Regions from separate parts of the Homo sapiens genome. Here region 1 is linked to region 2. Evidence: chromatin loops called from intact Hi-C (ENCODE). Cell type or tissue: A673. All regions are shown on one strand. Each heading gives the region's core, and the rest is flanking DNA. Links, peaks and the distances in the headings are about the cores only. Region 1 has its middle 33 kb from the start of TRH. Region 2 holds the start of LINC02014 (long intergenic non-protein coding RNA 2014).

Region 1 (8,324 bases), core at 315-8,314, 160 kb before region 2:
TCTGACCGGTGAGCGCTTGTGCCCCTGCGGCCTTGCATGGCTGCTCCCTCTGCTGGGAACTTTCTCCTCCCAATATCCACACAGTCCGCCTGCTCCCCTCCTTCAGGCCTTTGCTCAATGTCCCTATTTGGTGAGGCCTTCCCTGGCCACCTATTGAAACCCGTATACTCATCTCCACCCTGGCACCCCAGCCCCTCCCCTGCTTGATTTTTCTCTGGCTGCCCTCAGCTACGTGCGTATTTTAGTTATTTATCTGCTTATTGTCTTGTCTCCTTTCACGTAATTTGAGCTTTAGGAAGGCAGGGATCATTGTCCCTGTCCAGTTCACTGGCACATAGTAGACACTCGACAGTGATTTGTTGAATGAATGAATGTATGAATGAATGCCTACAGTTGGGAGTGGGCAGGCTGTGAGACAACAGAGAGTACGGGGACTGGGGATTACTGGGAGCTCAAGTCCCGGCTAATGCTCTCCAGCTGGTTTTTGTCTCGTGGGAAAGCATGTCATTACTGCCCAATTGACTATTTAAGAGAAGCCAGAAATCTGGATTTTTAGTGAAATTCTCCAATGTTTCAAGCACTGAGAACTAGTGTAGGTTTATAAAACATCTTGAGGACCAAATGATACCTATCTGTGTGCCAAGTTTGGCCCATGGACACCTGGTGGTGGCAAATGGTGGTGGCAAACGGTGGGTGCAGGGTGTTCAGATTTTTCTCCCCATCCCTGCCTCCTCTCCTGGGCTTCAGACCATCCATCTAACCAGCTGCCTCCTGAGCACCTCCACCTGGGTGGCCTCCCAGACTTTCAGAATCAACAGGTTCCACCCTGAATTCATCCTCCCTTACTGTCAACCAGAATCTCCGAGCTCCTCATCTCAGTGACACCCCCAGCCCTCTTCTCTCACTCACCCCCACATCTTGTCTCCTAAATCAATATTTCCCAGCCTGCCCCTGCTGCCTGCCCTGTTCCCAAGGCCCTTGCCCAGGCTCAGGCCATCATCTCACTGGGTGCCTGTTCTCATCGTCTCTTCACTGAGTTGGCGGCTTCACTTTAAGGTATAACTGGGGGAGTGGGTGGAGCACTCCACAATCTGGTCAGCTCAGGTCCTGCAGAGGTCTTGATCCGGCCTTGGGGTAGAGGGATTATACACACACACACACACACACACACACACACACACACGTATATACATATACATATACAAAAACATATATATCAAATATGTATATATAAGTCAAAGTGTAAAAATCTGAAGTGTATAGCATCTACCCTCCTGTGCCACCCACATCAGGGTTTTTAAATAGCATCTACCCTCCTGCACCAAGAAGTAGAACACTTCCAGTTTCCCAGCAGGCTCCCTCATGCCCCTTCTCGGTGAGCACTGTCCTTCCGCTCCCCCAACACGGTTCTGACCTTTATTACTGCAAACCAATGAAACCCCTCCTAGAATTTCACATGAATAGGATCGTCCAGTTAGTAGAATTTTATGTCTGGACTCTTTTTTTTTTTTTTTTTTTTTTTGCTCAGTATAATGATTCTGAGATTCATCTATGCTGTGGTGTGCACAGGTAGTTTGTTCTTTTTATTGTATGGATGCGCCATTGTGTAAATTGATCACAATTTGTTTATTCAGACACCCATTGATGGCTATTGGGCTGTTTCTGGCTTTTGGCAATTATGAGGATGTCTGCATGAACTTCCCTGTGGCAGCCTTTTGTGGACATAAGTCTGCCTAGAAGCAGAATTTCTGGGTCCTACCTTAAGTGCATGTCTGCCCTTCATGTAAAATGACGAGGAAAAGTGGCTATAGCTTGTACTTTGCATTCCCTCCATCAGGGAATGAGAGTTCCAGTTGCTCCACAGTCTTGCCAATACTTGACATTGTTGGTCTTTGATTTCACCAGTGCTTTATCTGGAGAGTCCAGGCATGGTCATGGTTGAAGTCTCTGCTCTCAGCTCCCGCCTCAGTCTTCCTTCAGCCAGTCTGACCTGATGACCTCTTGCTTTCCTGCTCCTAGAAATGCCCCTGTGCTTTAGGCAGCCCCTCCAGCTGTTTCTCTTCCCATGGGGCAAGGAATTTGCAGGACCCAGGGGACACCCCTTCTTGGACCACACCCCATCCCCTTCTAGACCAGGCCATGAGTATTCAGTACCTGAAGATTCTCTGTTCCCATGTCCCAGTGTCCTGAAGCCCATTTCCAGGGCCTGTGTGGGCCTCTTTCCCAGCCCACGCTCCTAAGGGCAGACCATCCTCTCGAGATGGGAGAGCAGCAGGACTTGTTTTCCAAGCCTCAGTTACAGACCTGCTAATCAAGGCAGGATATAGCAAAGAAACTGGTGCAAACCAGCTAGGACCAGGATGGTGATGAAAGCAACCTCTAGTTGCCCTCATTAGTCATTATATGCTAATTATAATACATTTGCATAAGATACTCCCACCAGCCCCATGACAGTTTTCAAATGCATGGCAACACCCAGGAAGTTACCTTATATGATTCCTGGAACTCCTCACCCATTTTCCAGAAAGTTCATGAATAACCTACCCTTTATTTAGCGTATAATTAAGAGAGGGTCTAAAAAGAGCTAGGCAGCAATGCACGAGTGCTACTCTGGGCCCCTCTGCCTGTGGCAGAGCTCTGCTCTGTCTATAGGGCAGCGTTTTGCTGTACACTGCTGCTCTAATAAACTTGCTTTCTTTCACTGATGCTGGCTCTTGAATTCTTTCCTGAGTGAAGCCAAGAACCTACCAAGGCTAAGCCCTAACTTTGGGGTTCACCTGCATCACTCTGGCGTGTGTACTACTAAATCTGAAGGTTGGCCAAGGACAGCTGCAGGTTGGGGTGTTCATCTGCAAGTGTGTGAAGACCTTAGCTGTAGAGGATGAAGCCTGGGGTCAGGAAGAGAAAGCGGGTGGGCTGCAAGCTGGGGCGACTTTCCCCACACTCTCACATGTGAAACTTCCGAGAGTCTAGTAATCCCAGATTTCTACCTAGCTTCCAGGCTATTATGCACCTTGGACTTCTATAACAAAGTGCCACACACTGAGTGCCTGAAGCAGCAAAATGTATTCTCTTCACCTGGGATCAGAAGCTCAAAATCGAGGTGTCAGCAGAGTCGGTTCTTTCCAAGGGATGTGAGGGAAGGATCTGTTCCACCAAACACCCATGAGTCCAGCAAACCACCAGGAGCAAGGAGAGACCAGGTGTTCAGTCCTACAGTGTCACCTGCGGGCCTTGTGACCAAACGGCCTCATTGTCCTCTCTGGGTCTCAGTTTGTCTGCAAAATGGGAAACTTAGCTCAAGATAAAAAAAACGGATTGTTGTCTTCCTGTCAAATTTCCTCCATATGTGTTTTGTTTGTTTGTTTGAGACAGGATCTTACTCTGTCACCTAGGGTGGAGTGCAGTGGTGCGATCTTGGCTCACTGCAACCTCCGCCTCCCAGGCTCAAACGATTCTTGTGCCTCCATCTCCTAAGTAGCTGGGATTACAGGCATGCTCCACCACACCCAGCTAATTTTTTCTATTTTTAGTAGTGATGGGGTTTTACCATGTTGGTCAGGCTGGTCTCAAACTCCTCGACTCAAGTTGATCTGCTCACCTCGGCCTCCCAAAGTGCTGAGATTATAGGCGTGAGCCACCATGCCCAGCCCCCAGATATGTTTTGTTTGACCTACATAGTGATGTATAAACTTTGAATTGGTTGCCAACCTGTAAAAATCAAGAAATTTCATCTAAAACCCAAATTTCTGGCCTCTTTTGAGAAATGAGCCCTTTTTCTCTTATGGCTGCGATTGGCTGGGTAAAGTTGTGGCAGCCCCTTTTACAGGGCTCCAAAGGCCTGTCTTAAAAAATCGAAGCTTTGGCTGGGCACAGTGGCTCATGCCTATAATCACAGCACTTTGGGAGGCTGAGGCAGGCGGATCACCTGAGATCAGGAGTTCAAGACCAGCCTGACCAACATGGTGAAACCCCGTCTCTACCAAAGACACAAAAATTAACCAGGTGTGGTGGCGGACGCCTGTAATCCCAGCTACTTGGGGCGCTGAGGCAGGAGAACTGCTTGAACCCAGGAGGCAGAGGTTGCAGTGAGCCGAGATTGTGCCACTGCACTTCAGCCTGGGAGACAGAGGGAGAATACATCCCCCCCACAAAAAAAAAAAATCTAAGCTTCAAGTCGGATGGAGTGGCATGCTCCTGTAGTCCCAGGTACTCAGGAGGCTGAAATGGAAGGATTGCTTGAGCCCAGGAAGGCGAGGCTGCAGCGAGCTATGATTGCACCACTGCACTCCAGCCTTGGCGACAGAGACAAGACTGTCTCAAAAAACAAATAAACAAACAAACAAAACCCCACTAAGTGTTGATGAAAAGGATTCCAAGAGGTAGGGGATAGATTGCCAGACAAAGCAAGTAAAAATACAGAACTCTCAGTGTGGCAGCTCTCGGTGGGGACTTGAGGAGCTGGGTTTCAGGGAGGGCCGCACAGTTCAGTGCAATTCCGAATTGTACCACCATGGGGAAGCAGAGCCACAAAGTTGACCTGAGTGGTCCGGTTGGGTTCCTCTGCCAGGACCTCGGGGGCCAGGAGTGCCCGGGGCTGCCTGGAACTGAGGAGTGGTGGGAAGCTGAAAGGAGATGGAGGAGGGAGGAGCTGGGGACTGTGCCTGACCCAGTGTCCAACAGCTGAGGGAGGCCAGAGGAGGGAAAGGTCCTAGTGGGTGCAATCAGGGCAGGCTTCAAGAAAAGGACAGGCCTTAAAGACTGGCAAGATTTGGATAGAAACGGGAGGGCCCTCTGGGAGGGAGGCATGGCTTGAGCAAAGGTTTGCAGAAGGAATGAGCTTCATGGGAAGTGTGTCCTTGCCTGAGGCAGGGTGACAGTGTCTGAAATTCTGAAACACGTCTCAAGACATTGTTTTAGTCATGATCAAGTAACAGAAACCCACCTCAAATTGAGTTAAGAAAAAAAGAGGGCCCGGTGCAGTGGCCCGTGCCTGTAAACCTTACATTTTGAGAGGCCGAAGCAAGAGGATCACTTGAGCTCAGGAGTTTGAGGTCAGCCTGGGCAATAAGGTGACACCTTATCTGTACAACACTTTTAAAAAAAAATTAACTGGGTGTGGTGGCATGCACCTGTAATTCCAGCTACTCGGGAGGCTGAGAGCGGGGGATTGCTTGAGCCTGGGAGTTCAAGGCTGCAGTGAGCTGTGATCACACCACTGCACTCCAGACTGGGCAGCAGAGTGAGGCCCTAACAGTTAAAACAATAAAGAAAAAAAAGAAAAAATGAAAAGTTATTCCCTCATGTAACTAAAAAGTCCATCAAATGATGTCATCATGCATCTGCCTCTCTTTATCTCTCAGCTCTGCCTCTCTCTGTAGTGATTCTGTTCCAGGCCACCTTCCTTCTCCCAGTGGCAATGTGGCTGCCCACAGCTCCAGGCAGACTCCCTAAAACAACTTAGCCACCACCAGCAAGAGACGACCTCATTCACAGTGACTCCACAGACATCCTGGGGATCACTGATTGGCCTAGACTGTGTCATATGCCTATCCAGAAGCTAGTTGCTGCAACTCTCATGGATATGGTCTCAGTCACAGGCCACCTCTGGTATGCAGATAGATCTGTCCACTCAATGCCCCTGGACTGATATTGGGGTTGGGGGTGGTCTCCAAAGGAAAGGCAGGGTGGTCTCAGAAGATGGGACAGTGAGTGCTGGGCAGACAAAAAGAAGAGCGGTCCCAACCAGGTTTTCACCCGAGGAATGATGAGTCAGTAACTGTGGAGCAGGGCGGAGTGGGGCATGGAGTTTATTCTAGCTGTCTGTCTGTTCATTTGTTTGTTTAGCTTTTATTTATTTGTTTTTAATTTTTAATTAATTAATTTTGAGACAGAGTCTCACTCTGTCGCCCAGGCTGGAGTGTAGCGGTGCGATCGCAGCTCACTGCAATCTCCGCCTTCCAGGCTCAAGGGATCCTCCCGCCTTAGCCTCCTGAATAGCTGGGACCACAGGCGCACATCACCATGCCCAGCTAATTTTTGGATTTTTAGTAGAGATGGGGTTTTACCGTGTTGGCCAGGCTGGTCTCAAACTCCTGGGCTCAAGAGATCTGCCTACCTTGGCCTCCCAAAGTGCTGGGATTACAGGCATAAACCACCATGTCCGGCCAGTTGGTTTAGCTTTTAAATGTGAATGTGTGTGAGTGTGTGTGTGTGTGTATGTGTGTGAGTATGTCTGGGTGAATGTGTGTGTGAATGTGTGTGTGAATGTGTGTGTCTTCCAGTGTGCCTTGCCTCGATGGCTGCAGCCTGAACTCACTTAAAAAGTAATTCATGGCAGCTACCAGGTACCAGGAACAGTGCTGGAAGCCGAGAGCACTGCAATGAGCAAAAAAGATAAAGTCCTTGCCTTCCTGAATTTACATTCTGGCGGGAGAGACGGATAAAAACAGAGACCATTAAATACACAATGTGTTAGGTAACAACTAAGAGAAGGTTGGTCGGTATGTGCACAGGTGTGTGTATGTGTGCGTGCCCATATACCCATGTGTGTCGTGTGTGTGCATGCATGCATATGTGATGTCCTGTGCAGGATGGCCAGGAGGAGGAACATTTAAGCAGGGGTCCAAAAGAGGTGGGTAGTGAGCCAAGCAAAGATCTGGGCCCAGCAGTCCAGGTGGAAGGAACAGCAAGTACGAAGGCCCTGAGGCAGGAATGGGCATGGTGTTTTCAGGTATCAACAAAAGTCCTCTGACACTGAGCTAAGGGGAGAGTGGCGGGAGGGAGGACAGAGGAGTACAGGAGGCAGGTGGTGGTGCAGGGCCTTGCGGGCCACTGTAGGGACTTTGGCTTTTACTCTCCCCAAAACAGGGAGCCCTAGGATGGTTCTGAGAAGTGAAGGGACGTGATCTGACTTCGGTTTTGAGAAAACTGCCTGGCAGCTGTGTAGAAAGTAGATCACAGGGGCCAGGGCACAAGCAGGGCGGCTGGAGTGGAGGCTGCTGCAGTTGTCTGGGTGAGCGGTGAAGGCGGCTGGACCAGGGTGGCTGCTCTGGAGGTGCACGGGTGGGTGGAACTCCAAATGTATTTTGCAGGATGAGCCAATACAATTTGCTGATGGTTGGGGGTGGGGCATGATAAAAAGAGAGGAATCAAGAATGATCCAAAAGTTTTTTTGCCTGAGCAACTGTTAGGTTAGAGTTGCCTTTTCCAGAGACAGAAAGATTACAACAGAAGCAGTCGGCAAATATTTGAGAACATACTATGTGCCGAGGTTACACCTAGAAGCATGGCAACCTTGTCTTGGAGCTTGGCAAGAGAGACAGACAAGAACCACTGAACAAGTAGGTAGAGGAGAAAATACCAGCTGGTAAGAAGGGCCACTTAGAGCAACAGAACAGGGTGATGGGAGTCTGCATTTTATTCAAAGAGCAGCCAGGAACTGTGGGAGGGTTTGCAGCAGAGACAGAATCTGCTGTACCCTTTAGAAGACCACTCTGGAATAGACTGTTGGGGGCAAGATGAGACAGGGAGACCCGTGGGGAAGCTGGTGAGGAGGCTGCCGAGGCCTGAAGGTGGGAGATAGTGGCACTGCCGTCAAAGACCTCTAGCAGACGAACAGGGGTAGGAAACCGACTCCTGTTCTCTGTGAGAGGCATTTTAGGAGCATAGTGGCATCACTGTCCCCCTTCCAGGGGCTTGGACAGGTGCCTTTGCCCCGGGAGTCTCAACTCCCCAGTCTCTGCCACTTCCTCGGTGACTGTCGCATCCTCACGGATCCCTTCATCACCTTTTTGTTTCCCTATAATCAACTCCATCTCTGGATTTTCTTCATTTCCTCAGAGCTGCTCCACTATGGCTCATATCCTGTTGTTCCAGAACCCTTGCCCACCAGTACGCCCTCCTCTCTGGTGATGCCTTTCCAAAGCTTCTCCTGGGGTTGCAGGGTGGGGCTCCCACCCTTACTATACCCTGCAGCCCCATTTCTGCTTTTCACCTCTCCATCTGCAAAAACACTCCTGGCCATCTCAACACTTCTTTCTAAGTATCAGTGTTAAATCACAACCAAGTGTGTGCTCAGCACTTTACAGTTAGCACCATTCACCCTCCCATTTCACAGCCCGGGAAGGTGGGCCCTTGAGGGGAAAGAACCAGCTGTGGCAGACACCTGGCTTTATCACTTCCTAACTCTGACTCTGGGCCAGTCCTTTTGTTACCAACAAAGCCTGTCCCCCAGAAGATGGAGCCTTTTCCTGTTCTGTGCTGTGAAGCCAATACACGAACCCAAAAGTAAGCATGAAACAGTGCATGCTTTATTCGACGGC
Region 2 (8,324 bases), core at 268-8,267:
CCTCAGCCTCCAGAGTAGCTGGGACTAAAAGTGCCCACCACACCCAGCTTATTTTTGTATTTTTAGTAGAAACAGGGCTTCACCATGTTGGCCAGGCTGGTCTTGAACTCCTGACCTCAGGTGATCCACCCGCCTTGGCCTCCCAATATGCTGAAATTATAGATATGAACCACTGTGCCCGGCCATGTCATTGGTGCCTTAACCAAGCTTCTTTTAATTTTTCAAACAGAAGAGCCCCTGTCCCAGTTACTGCTGCTGAGCCCTTTCAAGATGATTCAGTGAGGAGGGAGAAAAGCGGAAGCGGTGTGGGAAGAGGCGGGGTCTGGGCCAGCTGCTGGTCCTGCTCTCCTCCCTCCTCTGGCCTCTAGGCTCCCAGGACTGGTTTGGAACCCGCGCCATGTGCTCTGGAGGCTGTGGCAGGGCAGGTGCGGCTTGGAACCCGCGCCATGTGCTCTGGGGGCTGTGGCAGGGCAGGGGCGGCTTGGAACCTGCGCCCTGTGGTTTGGGGGCTGTGCCAGGGCAGAGGGAGTCCTCTTGTCCCCTGTGCACAACACAGACAGAAGGCTGGGCCCACCCAGTGGGTGGTCGCGTGCCAGGCCAGTGCTTACCCCGCCTTGTTTGCAGCCCGAGGCCAGCTGGTTGCAGGTGCAGGGCTATGCATCAGGGGTCAGGGTGCACATACCCCTGCAGGTCTTGGGGCTCCTGAGTTGCTTCTGGAAAGGCCCAGATAGGGCCTGACTGCAGCTGCCGAGGGGTGGAGCTTCTGGGAAAAGGATCCCTCCTAGGGGGGAGTGTCTTGGGCCTGGGGCTATGTGGCAGGGACAGAGACGGGTTCATGGCAGTGTCTGCTCTTCTCTGTGAAGGCAAAGGGCCTCTGAGGGAGTATTACAGCCGCCTCATCCACCAGAAGCATTTCCAGCACATCCAGGTCTGCATCCCCTGGCTGGAGGGCCGAGGACTACCCCCGCTTCTAGGTGAGAGGCCAGCAGGAGGCTCAGGGAGGAGGCGGGGCCTTATGCAGGGGGAACAGGGGTGGGCGGGGTGTACCTTTTCTGAAAAGGTGGCTCTGGAGGCCACTTGGGGACAGGACCTGGGCTCTAGCTGAACTCCCGGGAGAAGGCTACTTCCTGGTGTGCCAGCCCCTCCCTGCCAGGTGGCCCCAGAGGCCCTTTACCAAGGGGTTTGAGGAAGCCACGTCCTTTCAGCCTGCCACGCCCTCCATTCAGTCCTCTTCCTTCCTGCAAGAGGGCTGGGCCTGGGGTTGGGGCCACTGTTGCCCAGGTGTGGGAGGGCAGTGGCTTTGGGAGGTACAGGGACGATGAGTCAGACAGCGTCGCCTCACCAGTGAGATGGTTCTCCTTTGCCTCCGTCTCTTTCCCCATTGATTTCTCCAAGTGGGGAGTCGTGGCTTGTTCCTGATGCGTCTCTAGAGCCACATCTTCCAGCTTCGAGTGAGCAGAGCTGTTGGAGGCTGAGGGCCTTTTCCTGGCAGGATTCTCCAGCTAGTCTTTGTTTTAGACAGTCTTGCTCCGTTGCCTAGGTTGGAGTGCATGATCTCAGTTCATGCAACCTCTGCCTCCTGGGTTCAAGCAATTCTCCCACCTCAGCCTCCCGAGTAGATTACAGGATTACAGGAGCTCTCCACAACACCTTGCTTATTTTTGTATTTTTAGTAGAGACAGGGTTTCACCATGTTGGCCAGGCTGGTCTTGAACTCCTGACCTCAAGTGATCCTCTCGCCTTGGCCTCCCTAAGTGCTGGGATTCCAGGTGTGACCCATCATGCCTGGCCCCAGCTAATCTTTAGAAATGTTTAGCTATTTGGCTTTATTTTCACACTGACAGCTGGTTTGTGGTGGGTGTGCTGTGGTTTATTATTATTATTATTATTATTATTATTATTATTATTATTTTGAGACGGAGTTTCGCTCCTGTAGCACAGGCTGGAGTGCAATGGTGCGATCTTGGCTCACTGCAACCTCTTCTTTCCCAGGTTCAAGTGATTCTCCTGCCTCAGCCTCCTGAGTAGCGGGGATTACAGGCACCTGCCATGACGCTTCGCTAATTTTACATTTTTTTTTTTAGTAGAGATGGGGTTTCACCATGTTGACCAGGCTGGTCTTGAACTCCTGACCTCAGGTGATCCGCCCGCCTTGGCCTCCCAAAATGCTGGGATTACAGGTGGGAGGTGAACCTGGGAGGTGGAGGTTGCAATGAGCTGAGATTGTGCCACTGCACTCCAGCCTGGGTGACAGAGTGAGACTCTGTCTCAAAACAAAACAACAAAAAAATCAAATTGTGGTTACGTAGAAAAAGTGTCAACTTACATTTTCAGATGTCCCAGCCAGGCCGTGTGGCTGCTTGGCCAGCTTAAGCCACTTGTGGTTGGGGATGTCGGGGGCCTTATCCAATTTTCACTCCCCTCGGGGGGTGTTGCCTCACTGTGCTGGGAGGATTTGTGTTCCCGGGGCAGAGACCAGCGCTCTGGCCACACCCCTCTTGCCTAGCAGGGTCGGTGGACCTGGATGTCTGTCTGGACACGTCCTCCAGTGGCCTGGACCTGCCCATGAAGGTGGTGGACATGTTCAGGTGCTGTTTGCCTGCGTGTGCCGTGAACTTCAAGTGGTAGGAGCAGAACCCGAATTTTTTCTGGGGATAGCTTCACAGATCCACCGCTGAGGGGGAAGCAGTGCAGAGTGAGCTGCCCACAGTGAGGCCCTGCCCCTCGGTCAGTCCAGCACACACTGGAGGCCACGAGGAGGAGCCCTGCGGTTACTGTGGCTGGGCTGAGCCTCACTGAAGTAGTTGCTTCCATTTAGAGCTCATGTTACATTTAGGTTGGTACAAAAGTAATCACGGTTTTTGCCATTAAAAATGGCAATTACTTTTGCACCAACCCAGTATGAAAAAAAAAAAGCACCTTAAATAACAGAACTTCACTCGGGGCTTTTGCTCCTAGAGTAGAATTGGCGGGAATTGCCTGCAGGCTTACATGGTTTTCTTTGTTTCTTTCTCTCCCACCATGTCCCTTTTGGCCAAGCTCACGTGGTGGGTTTGAATCAGTTAAATGAGTGTCATGCTGTGGCCTCACTCCACCCAGCATAGACGGGTGTTTGGAAGGGTGGAGTTAGAGGAGATTCTAGAAGCAGTAGCCCCAGCAAAAGTTGCGCCCTTGGCCCCTGCTCAGGAGCCGGCCCCTGGATGGGATTCAGGGATGTGAGCCTCTCGTGTGAGCTGAGCTGAGGGAATGTCGGGATCAAATCTGGTGTCCTAGAAAAGTCATCTTTTATGTGCTGAACCAGTCCCCAGGGGGTTGCCTTTACTTGTTCCTTGGCCATGGAATTAAGAAAAACATGCAAAAATAATTCTTCAGTCCTTGAAGAGCATCCAGCACAGAAGGTACAAACCTTCCTTAAGGCTCTCTCCTCAAATCGGTTTGACCATTTTGATGTGCACCCCCCCCAGGCTTTTATACCCTTCAGATGCCAAATCTAAGAACCACCTCCCAGAAGCCACACACCCTGTTCCAACCCCCAGCCTGGCTTGAGCGTGGGGTGGGTGGGAGCCCAGCTGGGCACCCCAGGGGTCTAGTGTCTTCTCCAGGAAACTCTCGGGCTCCTTTTGTTCTCTCTGCAGTTTACATGAGCTGGTGAAACATGAAGAAAACCGCCTGGTCTTTGAGGACTCAGAGGAACTGGCAGCTCAGCTGCAGGTAGCCATGTCTGCCACCACGCCAGGGTGGACAGGGTTCTGGAGACTGGCACCGAGCCATGCTCCCTGATCCCTGTTTCACACAGCCAGGGTGGGACCATGCGGGGTCTGGCGGAAAAGCTAGGGAGGGAGCAGAAGTCACAGAGGCTGGCCTACTCTGCTGTCCCATTTCGGTACAGTAGGCTCGGTAAAGTTAGGACACAACCCCACCTGCCCTCTAGATTTATGGAGCTGAGACTCCACAAATGATGCTGGAGCCGGGTGGGCCAGGCTGCAGTTTAGGAAGTGATCAGGATCAGGTAGTGCGTGGGCTAAGGGAACTTCTGGGACCAGCCTTGAAAGATGGGTGGAATTCTGCAAAGGTTACTTGTTTCTTATTGCAAAAAGTAATACATCATTCTTGTCAACAGAATGATTGGGAGGATTTTCAGTAAAGGTCCAGGTCAGAAGTCATTTAGACTGGGTCCCCCAGTCTCTGTCAGAACCATGGTACTCTGTTGTGGTGTGAAAGTAGCCACAGATCATCTGTAGATTAAGGGGTGTGGCTTTGTTCCAATAAAGCTTTATTTACAAACACAGGCTGTGGGCTGGATTTGGCCTGCAGGCTGTAGTTTGTGATCCTTGATTCAGACAGTTTAGCAAGGCTGAAAAGAACACCCCCTTGTTACCCACAGATGGGTGGGACTGTGTTGGCCAGAGGCCGAGAGGAGGGTGCTCACAGGGGAACGTACATCATGTAGAGGCCGGAAGGTGCTCCAGGGCACCAAGTGTGGGAAAGTGGGACATACGGGGAAGTTTCCAGAAAGCATGTCAAGATGGAGGCGGAGCGCTGCTGGGGTGTGAAGGGTCTCAAGTCCAAGTGAGGGAGCTAGGGACTTGGGAGGGGTTGTTGTTGGGTCGGGGAGCTGGGGTCATCCAGGTGGTGACCTGGGATGGGGTGGGGACAGGCAATGAGGTAAGCTCTGCTCTTCAGTATTTTGCAGATGCTTTTCTCAAACTTTCCTGATCCTGAAGGCAAGCTAAACCAGTTCCGGAAGAACCTGCGGGAGTCGCAGCAGCTCTGATGGGATGAGAGCTGGGTGCAGACTGTGCTCCCTTTGGTTATGGACACATAACTCCTGGGCCAGAGGCTAAAACCCCAGGGCCCCTGCTGTCCTTCCCGCAGCTTCTTCTTGGAGTCTCAGGGCAAACCCTTTCAAGCAGCGCCTCCCAGTGGCCAGAAGCTGAAATGACGGCAGTGGTGCCACCTGGTGAATGACCCGGGAAGCTGTGGTTGGCCCTGATTTCTTCTTTGGAGTCTCAGAAATGCTTCCTGTCTTCTTCTGTTCTTCACGCCCCATGTCCCTGCTAGCGTATTACTGTTCTGTGACTTCCCTGTGACCTCTGCAGTACTCCTCATCCTGCATTTGGTCTCCAGGTGTCACCTTTCTGCCATGTTCCTAACACTTTGATTCCTGTCTTGAGAAAAGCACCTGCTGCACCACAAGCCCAGGGATGTGGCAGCTGCAGCGGGCTTGGCTTTGTGAGGAACCGAGTGTGTCCAGGGATGTGGCAGCTGCCGCGGGCTTGGCTTTGTGAGGAACCGAATGTGTCCAGGGATGTGGCAGCTGCAGCGAGCTTGGCTTTGTGAGGAACCGAGTGTGTCCAGGGATGTGGCAGCTGCAGCGGGCTTGGCTTTGTGAGGAACCGAGTGTGTCCACGTTGGGGGAACGTCATACTTGATACACACGTTTTTATTTGCACAAAGAAAATGCTATTTTTGGAGCCAGAATTTTCATGTCTGATTTATGGTGATTTTCTTAAGAACCAGAACTGCTGGCAGAAAGGGGGCACCCACATGCTTAGATAGCCGATGTCTTATTAGAGGGCAGATTGTGGTTCCTGATTTGGAATTTAACATTCTCCAAACATTCCAGTCCAATGAAAGTTTTATCCGCTTTCCCATATAAAAATTCTTCCCACGAGAGTGATTTGATTCTAACAATCCCGTTGGAGTCGTGTATGAGTCCTACAGTGTGAGGTTCAGCATTGCCATCTCCAAGTGCTCTCCATAGGGAAACAGTTTCTGGTCATGATGAGCTTCCGCTTCCCATCTGATCCCAGCCCAGCCTGGAAACAGAGCACGTGTTTGAGGATGGCGGTGTTTGGGGACAGGACATGAGCGTATTGTGTGGGGCTGCTAGGACAGGCCTGGCGGGGTGGGGAGTGTCTAAGTCAGTTTACTTGGTTCACAGGTTCCCAGGCCCACCCAAGTACCTAGAATTGGCCTCCAGGAAGGGACCAGAAATCTGGTTTTACATAGAAATGGCTAGCAGCAGGCACCATGCAGCTGTCCACTCTCTGCCCGAGTCTGCCCCAGCACGTGGCACAGCAGGACAGAAGCAGAGATCTGAACCCACATCTACCTGGCTGTTCCATCAACCCACTCTTCACAAAGCTTAGAAAGTGGCCGGGCACAGTGTCTCATGCCTGTAATCCCAACACTTTGGGAGGCCAACGCCGGTGGATCACTTGAGGTCAGGTGTTCGAGACCAGCCTGGCCAACATGGTGAAACCCCATCTCTACAAAAATACAAAAATTAGCCAGGCACGATGGTGGGTGCCTGTAATCCCAGCTACTTGGGAGGCTGAGGCGGGAGAATTGCTTGAACCCAGGATGCGGAGGTTGCAGTGAGCCGAGATTGTGCCACTGCACTCCAGCCTGAGTGATAGAGTGAGACTCCATCTCAAAACACACACACACACACACACACACACACACACACACACACACACACACACACGCTTAGAAGGGGCTGGTGTTCTCATAAGCACAGATGTCTGAAGAGCCATTAGCCAGAATGATTCTTTTTTTTTTTTTTTTTTTTGAGATACGATCTTGTTCTGTCACCCAGGCTGGAGTGCAGTGGCACAGTCATTGCTCACCACAGCCTCGACTCCTGGGCTCTAGCAATCCTCCGACTTCCTGAGTAGCTGGGATGACAGGTGCATGCCACCATGCCAGTATTTTTTTTATTTTGTAGAGATGGGGTCCTGAACGCATGGCCTTAAGTGATGCTCCTGCCTCAGCCTCTTTTATTATTATTTTTTAGATGGAGTTTTACTCTGTTCCCCAGGCTGGAGTGCAGTGGCGCCATCTCAGTTCACTGCAATGTCTCCCAGATTCAAGTGATTCTCCTACCTCAGCCTCCCGAGTAGCTGGGATTATAGGCGTGCACCACCACGCCTGGCTAATTTTTGTGTTTTCAGTAGAGATGGGGTTTCACCGTGTTGGCCAGGCTGGTCTTGAACTTTTGACCTCAGGTGATCTGCTCACCTCAGCCTCCCAAAGCCTCAGCCTCTTACAGTGTTGGGATTACAGGCATGAGACACTGTGACCCGGGATGATTTTCAATCACGGTTTTTTGTTACGAGTGGAAAATGCATATTTATAAAAATGAAGTAGTACAGACATGAACGTGTAGCAATCTCTATAATCCTGCCATCCAAGGATGGCACCTGTTAACGTGCATATCAGGGATGTCCAATCTTTTGGCCTACCTGCGCTACATTGGAAGAAGAAGAATCGCCTTGGGCCACACATAAAATACACTAAAGCTAGCAATAGCTGATGAGCTAAAAGAAAAAAAAATCACAAAAAAACCTCATATTGTTTTAAGAAAGTTTACAGATTTGTGTTGGGCCACAGGTTGGACAAACCTGCTATATACATGTTCTAGGTTTTCCCCTATAGGTATACCTATGTGAAAATGATTATTTTGATACATTTTTTTTTGAGATGAAGTCTTGCTATGTTGCTCAAGGTGGCCACAAAGTCCTGGGCTTAAGCCATCCTCCCGCCTCAGCCTCCTGAGTAGTTGGAATATAGGTACTCATAACCACGTGTGGGTGATTATTATTAGTTTTTAAACAAAAATGGGGCTGGGCGCAGTAGCTCACGCCCGTATTCCTAACACTTTGGGAGGCTGAGGCAGCAGATCACTTGAGGTCAGGAGTTCAAGATCAGCCTGGCCAACATGGAGAAACCTCGAATCTACAAAAAATACAAAAATTAGCCAGGCGTGGTAGCACGCACCTGTAGTCCCAGCTACTCAGGAGGCTGAGATGGGAGGATAGCTTGAACCTGGGAGGTGGGAGGATGCAGTGGGCCGAGATGGCACCACTGCACTCCAGCCTGGGCAATACAAAGCCAGACTCTGTCTCAAAAAAAAAAAAAAAAAAAAAAAAAAAGGTTGGTGGGGGCTTATACTATATGTACTGCTTGGCACTGTTTTTTTTTCACTTAAAAGATATTGCAGGTTTTTTTTCACGTAAGTATCTGAAGAAAGACTTCCTTTTTTTTTTTTTTTTTTGCTTTTTTGCTTTTTTGAGACAGGGTCTTGCTTTGTTGCCCACGCTGGAGTGCAGTGGTGAGATCAGGGCTCACTGCAGCCTCCACCTCGTGGGCTCAAGCCATCCTCCCACCTCAGCTTCCCGAGTAGCTGGGACTACAGGCATGTCCAACCACATCTGGCTAGTTTCTGTATGTTTTGTGAAGATGGGGTCCCACTATGTGGCCCAGGTTGGTCTTGAACACCTGGGGTCAAGTAGTCCTCCTGCCTTAGCCTCCTAAAG

What was found. A loop is a pair of places that touch in the nucleus more often than their neighbours do. Peaks named below come from ENCODE experiments on the same cell type or tissue, not always from the same donor. Only the 100,000 strongest peaks of a DNase experiment are listed, where the experiment ranks them.
Region 1: a loop joins it to region 2, with 14 times the contacts of the local background. A loop is called at or near these places in 73 of 110 quality-filtered maps.

Annotation. Positions count from the first base shown.
Region 1 is chr3:129,937,901-129,946,224 of GRCh38, forward strand. No RefSeq gene overlaps it. Among named protein-coding and RNA genes, the nearest start is that of TRH, 33 kb to the right of the region's middle. In A673, for the core only: CTCF peaks have their summits at 687, 4,514 and 4,721; a DNase peak (open chromatin) is centred at 4,521.
Region 2 is chr3:130,093,540-130,101,863 of GRCh38, forward strand. ALG1L2 (ALG1 chitobiosyldiphosphodolichol beta-mannosyltransferase like 2) reads left to right here. Exons shown (of 8, transcript NM_001136152.1): 5 at 864-974; 6 at 2,510-2,624; 7 at 3,636-3,711; 8 at 4,684-4,851. The coding sequence ends at 4,716. LINC02014 (long intergenic non-protein coding RNA 2014) reads right to left here and starts at 765. Exons shown (of 5, transcript NR_146710.1): 1 at 609-765. It also overlaps the pseudogene FAM86HP. RefSeq lists enhancers at 1,258-1,337, 3,232-4,063, 5,727-6,556. In A673, for the core only: a CTCF peak has its summit at 4,871 (motif pointing left); a DNase peak (open chromatin) is centred at 3,582.